Linked DNA regions of Homo sapiens: region 2 is linked to region 1. Evidence: chromatin contacts called from ENCODE Hi-C or POLR2A ChIA-PET data. All regions are on one chromosome and are shown on one strand. The core of a region is the stretch at or near the end of the contact, and the rest is flanking DNA. Distances in the headings are between cores, read along the strand shown.

What was found. Hi-C counts contacts between places; a loop is a spot of excess contacts on that map. ChIA-PET counts read pairs that join two places held with the same protein, here RNA polymerase II (POLR2A). Pooled maps may share reads with other maps.
Region 2: a map of naive thymus-derived CD4-positive, alpha-beta T cell shows a loop between it and region 1 (16-fold over the local background). The contact joins the promoter of ZNF257 here to the promoter of ZNF43 in region 1. A Hi-C loop is called at or near these places in 2 of 168 maps with a recorded cell type or tissue (aorta and naive thymus-derived CD4-positive, alpha-beta T cell), 2 of 37 single-sample maps with no recorded cell type and 13 of 50 pooled maps. POLR2A ChIA-PET finds 5 or more read pairs at or near these places in 12 of 52 experiments (CD4-positive, alpha-beta T cell, CD4-positive, alpha-beta memory T cell, CD8-positive, alpha-beta memory T cell and 8 more).

The regions. Positions count from the first base shown.
Region 1 is chr19:21,834,406-21,838,065 of GRCh38, forward strand. ZNF43 (zinc finger protein 43) reads right to left here and starts at 1,777. Exons shown (of 4, transcript NM_003423.4): 1 at 1,631-1,777. The coding sequence starts at 1,633. RefSeq lists enhancers at 868-1,841, 1,371-1,460, 1,501-1,550, 1,571-1,730, 1,842-2,814.
Region 2 is chr19:22,050,788-22,054,118 of GRCh38, forward strand. It overlaps ZNF257 (zinc finger protein 257), which reads left to right and starts at 1,697. Exons shown (of 4, transcript NM_033468.4): 1 at 1,697-1,848. The coding sequence starts at 1,846.

The DNA of each region.
Region 1 (3,660 bases), core at 527-3,026:
ACAGTGTAAGGGGATTATTTTTTGCTTTCTTTTCAATATGGAAAATATTTTCAAATAGAAAACAAAATTTAGGCCGGACTCGGTGGCTCACGCCTGTAATCCTTGCACTTTGGGAGGCCAAGGCGGGTGGATCACAAGGTCAGGAGTTCGAAACCAGCTTGGCCAACAAGGTGAAACCCTGTCTCAACTAAAAATACAAAAAAATTAACCAGGCACGGTGGCAGGTGCCTGTAATTCCAGCTACTCGGGAGGCTGAGGCAGGAGAATCGGTTGAACCCGGGAGGTTGCAATGAGCTGAGATTGCACCATTGCACTCCAGCCTGGGAAACAAAGCGAGAGGAAGGATGGAAGCAAGGATGGAAAGATGGAAGGAAGGAAGGAAGGAAGGAAAGAAAGAAGAAGGAAAGAAGAAAGGAAAATTTATTTAAGTCCATCCAATGATTTTTCAAAAAATAATTAAAATATCTGTATCAAAAATATACAGATATCTAAAATATCTTTATCTAAAACGTATCTCTGTATCTAAAATGTACACTAAAAAAAAAAAAAAAATAGCCCGGCTCGGTGGCTATTTTTAAGTGCTGTAATCCTAGCACTTTGGGAGGCTGAGGCGGGTGGATCATCTGAGCTCAGGAGTTCGAGACCACCTGGCCAATATAGTGAAATCCCGTCTTTACTAAAAATACAAAAAAAATTAGCTGGGTGTGGTGGCAGGCACCTGTAATCCCAGCTACTAAGGAGGCTGAGGCAAGAAAATCGCTTGAATCCGGGAGACGGAGGTTGCAGGGAGCCGAGATAGCACCATTGCACTCCAGCCTGGGCAGCAAAAGCGAAAGTCCATCTCAAAAAAAAAAAAAAAAAGAAAAAAAAGAAAAAATAGTTGATAACGTGAATTGCGGAGAAGAAGGTGGCATTTGGGAATGTCAGAAATAAAGGAAAATCTAGTTTAGTTTTTTTTTTTTTTTTTTTCCAGAGGGAGTTTCACTCTGTGGCCCAGGCTGGAGTGCAATGGCGCGATCTCGGCTCACTGCATCCTCCGCCTCCTGGGTTCAAGCGATTTTCCTGTCTCAGCCTCCCTAGTAGCTGCGATTACAGGCGCGCGCCACCACGCCCAGCTAATTTTTGTATTTTTAGTATAGACGGGGTTCACCATATTAGCCAGGCTGCTCTCGAACTCCTCACCTCGTCATCCACCCACCTCGACCTCCCAAAGTGCTGGGATTAAAGGCGTGACCCACCGCGCCCGGCCGACTCTCCTGTTTCTAATAGACCAAAAGAGGGACTAGAAATGCCACGGACCAAAGCTCTTCCTATTCATGAAACTGCATCACGAGTCAGGATTCTCTCCTGACGACCCTCCTGTGGCCCCTGCACAATTTGGGAGAGACGCCGCGTTGCGGCTGCAGAGCTGCCCACAGAGGGCTGCAGGCCGGGACACAGTCACTGCGCAGAGAAGAGACAGGACGCCCGGGGCTGCCTCCCAGAGCAGCCGCCATCTTATGGCTGAAGGGGATTGAGGCCGAGCTGGGCAAGAACTCCGGCACGCGCAGATTGTGGAGCTGACTGCGGGAAGGCCTGAGTCACGCCACAGCCCCTTCCCCCTCTCGGGATGTCGGACCGGCACTCTCACCATTTCTAGGCTTCCGGGGGGTCCTGGCGTCTTAGCTGTGGATCCCCCAATACCCGCAGGTCACAGAGCCACAGAGGCTGGACCTCTAGCAGCAGAGGACACAGAAGAACGAAGACGAGACGCAGAGCTCCAACTGCAGCCAGAGACAAAGGCCCCGCCACATCCCGGAAGCCGCCCTGTCCTCTCCTGCCCCGTGCCTGATTGGACGGTTTCCAGCCCAGCGTCCCTGATTGGATAACTTCTAAGGTCCTGCCCCCGCAAACCCTGAATGAAAGATGTGATCAGACGCTGGGCTGAAAGAAGAAAGAATGACAGCCTAGGCTGCCGCCTTTTCAGGCAGGGCTTCCTCCCTGAGCAGAGCAGGCCCAACCCAGAGGGTATTTGCCTTTAACCTTGTGTATAAGGTCATCTTCACTTATAAGTAATATACTATATGGATACTAAAAAATGAAAACAATTGTTTTTGAATTTCAGCTTTTATGACCTTCCTGGCTTCTGGCCCTTTGAGTAGGAAGTATTACAAACATTGAATATTTTATTATTTATCCTCTGTGGGGTTTTTCTTATTCTTGAGAGGGAGTCTCTGTTACCCAGGCTGGAGTGCAGGGTCATGACTGCAGCTCACTGCAGCCTCAGCAATCTAGGCTTGAGCAATTTACCTGTCTCAGCCTTCTGAGTAGCTGGGACCACTGGCATGTGGCCCCATGCTCAGCTAATTTGTTATCATATTTTTATTTGTAGAGATGAAGCCTCACTAGATAGCCCAGAATGGTCTCAAACTCTTGGGCTCAATGAATCCTACAAAGTCAGCCTCCCAAAGTACTGGGATTATAGGCATGAACCATCACATTCAGACTGAATTATTTTATCAAAAAATTTTTTTAAAGCATTGAGGTCCATTAATAGAATTCAAGGAAATGTTATGCACATGTTTTAAAAGCAAATTAAAAAGCATATACAAAAAGAGAACATTTTTTAAAAAACTAAATATAGGTAATGTTACCAGAAAAAGTTTAGATCTCCTGACTTTAAGTTGCAGTATGCTAATGGAATATTCTTAGTGGATAGTATTCCATTTTCATAAGAAATTCAAAACAAGATAATTTCCAGGTTTTAGAAACTGATGTAAAACATAAAAATATAGAAAATCTCTAATGTGTTCCCATGATATAGTATTACTTGAAATATAAACTGGGCAAACTCAGCAAAAGACAATTTAATCTCAAATTTCAAAATAGGTACAGAAGTTCTAATGGAATAATAAATGGAATCCAGGATTTTATTCATAAAAAGGCTAAAAAGTGACCATTCTCTGTGATTTTGAAAGTAGGAATTTGTGTAAACAGATGTGTATTTGCATCTACATTTGCCTACACTTACTTTTTTTTTTTTTTTTTTTTTTTTTTTGAGACGGAGTCTTGCTCTGTCGACCAGGCTGGAGTGCAGTGGCACAATCTCGGCTCACTGCAACCTCCGCCTCCCAGGTTCAAGCGATTCTCCTGACTCAGCCTACCAAGTAGCTGGGGATACAGGTGCATGACCCCATGCCCAGCTAATTTTTTTATGATATATTCATTTATTCAGATTACTCGATAATTAAAAATTATATTTTCTATGAATACCAGCTAATTTTTTGTATTTTTAGTAGAGACAGGGTTTCACCCTGTTAGCCAGGATGTCTCCTGACCTGGTGAACTGCTCGCCTTAGCCTCCCAAAGTGCTGGGATTACAGGTGTGAGCCACCATGCCCAGCAGCTTTTAAACATTTTAGGAAAGCATGAGACATCAATCAATATGTATAAGATCTTCCTTCCCTACCTTTTTCCTTCTCCACCTCCTCCTTCCTCTCTCTCTTTCTTGGTTTGATCCAGTAATGCAGGACAACTTGAGGTGAGGGCTTCCAGGTCATAAGTAAATAAGAGATAAAAGTCTGGATTCTTGAGTCCTTGATAAGCATTCAACTGAATACAATTTAGTCTGGCTCAGTGAACCTGCATATCTAAATTAACAGCAGTGCAGAGGAAGCAATC
Region 2 (3,331 bases), core at 447-2,946, 220 kb after region 1:
CTCCCTTTCTGATCTCTGGAAGGAAGGTGGGCCAAAGGTGGCCAGCAGTTGTCTACTTGTGGTTAATTTATTCCTGCTGCCCTCTGCTCTTTCTATGGCCGCCATCTTTTCCATCCTCCAAACTGAAGAGAGATGTTGTTAGGAAGAGGCCCTTCCTTCACACTGGCAGAATAAATTTATTCAGGCCCTTTACCCACCCAACATCAGAGCTGCACTTCACGTGTGGCTCCTGAGTGCCTGGAATGTGGCTGGGTCTACACTGTGATGTGCTGGAAAGGCAAAAAACAGACTTAGTAGCCTGTGTGCGGTGGCTCACGCCTGTAATCCCAGCACTTTGGGAGGCCGAGGCAGGTGGATCACTTGAGGTCGGGAGTTCCAGACCAGCCTGACCAACATGGAGAAACCCCGTCTCTACTAAAAATACAAAAATTAGCCGGGCATGGTGGCAGATGCCTGTAATCCCAGCTACTCAGGAGGCCGAGGCAGGAGACTCACTTGAACCCAGGAGGCAGAGAACACACTTTGTGCCATTGCACTCCAGCCTGGGCAACAAAAGCGAAACTCCATCTCAAAAAAAAATAAAAAAAAAAAAACAAAAAAAACAAAAAAAAACAGACTTAGTTCCAATGATATAGTTCTAACTATATACATGCTACATTAATAATTACACATTGCTCATATAGTAATATTTTGGATATATTGGGTTACTGAAATTGTTACAATCAGTTTGACCTATTTCTTCTTTCTTTTTAAAGTTTGGCTACTAGAAAATTTAAAATTCACATTTGGCTCACATTCTATTTCAGAAGATTGCCTCCTTTTTTTTTTTTTTTTTTTGACGGAGCTTAGTTTCGCTTTTGGTGCCCAGGCTGGAGTTCAAAGCGATCTCGGCTCACTGCAACTCCTGCCTCCCGGGTTCACCTGTCTCGGCCTCCCCAGTAGCTGGGATTACAGGCACCCGCCACCATGCCCCGCTAATTTTTGTATTTTTAGTAGAGACGGAGTTTCATCGTATTGGTCAGGCTGGTCTCCAACTCCTGACCTCAGGTGATCCGCCGGCCTCGGCCTCCCAAAGTGCTGGGATTACAGGCGTGAGCCACCGCACCCGGCCATGATTGCCTCCTTCTTAAAATCTCAGGCTGCCTGATCAAAAAACCAGAAGCCAGGAAGGTCAGGAAAGCTGAAATTTTAAAATAGTTGTTATTAGATTATTTTTGTTTGTGAATAACAATATAGTGTATTTTTTTCTTTTCTTTTTTTTTTTGAGACAGAGTCTCACTCTGTGGCCCAGGCTGGAGTGCAGTGGCGCGATCTCGGCTTACTGCAATCTCCGCCTCCTGGGTTCAAGCGATTCTCCTGCCTCAGCCTCCGGAGTAGCTGGGACTACAGGCGTGAGCCACCGCGCCCGGCCATATTATGTATTATGTATAAACGCATATGACCTTACACACAAGGTTAAATGCAAATACCTTTGGGTTGGGCCTGGCTCAGCTCAGGGAGGAAAACCTGCCTGAAAAGGCTGGAGCTTAGGCTTTCACTCTTTCTTCATTCAGCCGAGCATCTGATCACGTCTCCTGTCACTCAGGGCCTAAAGGGGCGAGGCCTTAAACGTTATCCAGTCAGGGACGCTGGGCTGGAAACCGTCCAATCAGACACGAAGCTGGAGCGGACAGGGTGGCTTCCGGGTTTGGCGGGTACTTTGTCTCTCGCTCTAGCCCGAGCTGCAGGTCTCGTCTTCCCTGGTCTGTGTCCTCTTCTCCTAGGGGCCCAGCCTCTGTGGCCCTGTGACCTGCAGGTATTGGGAGATCCCCAGCTAAGACGCCAGGTCCTCCTGGAAGCCTAGAAATGGTGAGAGTGCTGGGTCCGACATCCTGGGAGAGGGGAAGGGGGTGGTTGGAACCTGTGGGAAGTCGCTGTGGCGGGACTCAGGCCTCCTTGCAGTCAGCCCTACCATCTGCGCCCGAGTTTTCCTTGGCCAGCTCGGCCTCGGTCCCCCTCAGCCATAAGATGGCGGCTGCGCTGACAGCCGGGACCCCGGGCGTCCTGTCTCTTCCCTGCGCAGTGACTGTGCCCTGGCCTGGATCCCTCTCTCGGCAGCTCTGCACCCGCAGCGCCGAGTCTCCCCAGGTTGTGCAGGGACCACAGGAGAGTCGTCAGGGGAGAATCCTGACTCGGGGTGCGGGGTTCATGAATGGGAAGAGCTTTGGTCTGTGGGGTTCTGAGTCTCTCTTTTCTCTTATTAAAAATATACAGAAGTCACCGCAAAAATATTAAAGAATTTAATTAAAGAGTGATTCAAAAATCCGGGCGCGGTGGCACACGCCTGTAATCCCAGCACTTTGGGAGGCCGAGGCAGGCGGATCACGAGGTCAGGAGATTGAGACCATTCTGGCCAATATGGTGAAACCCCGCCTCTACTAAAAATACAAAAATTAGCGGGCGTGGTGGCATGTGCCTATAATCCCAGCTACTCAGGAGGCTGAGGCAGGAGAATCGCTTGAACCAGGAAGTCAGAGGTTGCAGTGAGCCGAGATGGCGCCACTGCACTCCAGCCTGAAGACAGAGCGAGACTCCGTCTCAAAAAAAAAAAAAAAAAAAAAAAAAAAATTGTAAAGTACCCAGCTATGGTTTGTCATTTGTCGTCCATAGCAGGGGCTTGAAGAGAAGACTTTAATAACATGAGATAAAGAAAACCAAATTCAGTAATTGGTTAGATGCAGTTACATAGTTTGTTAATTTGTACTATCAAGGTGGACATTTCCTTGTTATGTAATCAGAGGTTAAATGGTAGTGTATAGTTGGCTACGCCTCAATTTTGTTTCCCCCAATTTAGTAATTTATAAAAACATGCGTTTGAGGCCGGCGCTGTGGCTCACGCTTGTAATCCGAGCACTTTGGGAGGCCCAGGCGGGCGGATCACTTGAGGTCGGGAGTTCGAGACCAGCCTTACCAACATGGAGAAACTCCGCCTCTACTAACAATACAAAATTAGCGGGGCGTGGTAGTGCATGCCTGTAATCCCAGCTACTCCGGAGGCTGAGGCAGGAGAATCGCTTGAACCCAGGAGGTGGAGGTTGCAGTGAGCCGAGATTGTGCCATTGCACTCCAGCCTGGGCAACAAGAGTGAAACTCCATCTCAAAAAAAACAAAACAAAACAAAAACCATGCATTTGAGTTAAATTTCTTTAAAGTAGAAATCCAGGGACTAGAGCCACCTCAGTCTAGTTGCCTGCCACTTAATTATTTTCACAAGCCACAGGGGACTAATTTTCCGCTGATTTGTTTTTCTTTTTTTTTTTTTTTAAGAAGGAGTTTCACTCTGTCACCCAGG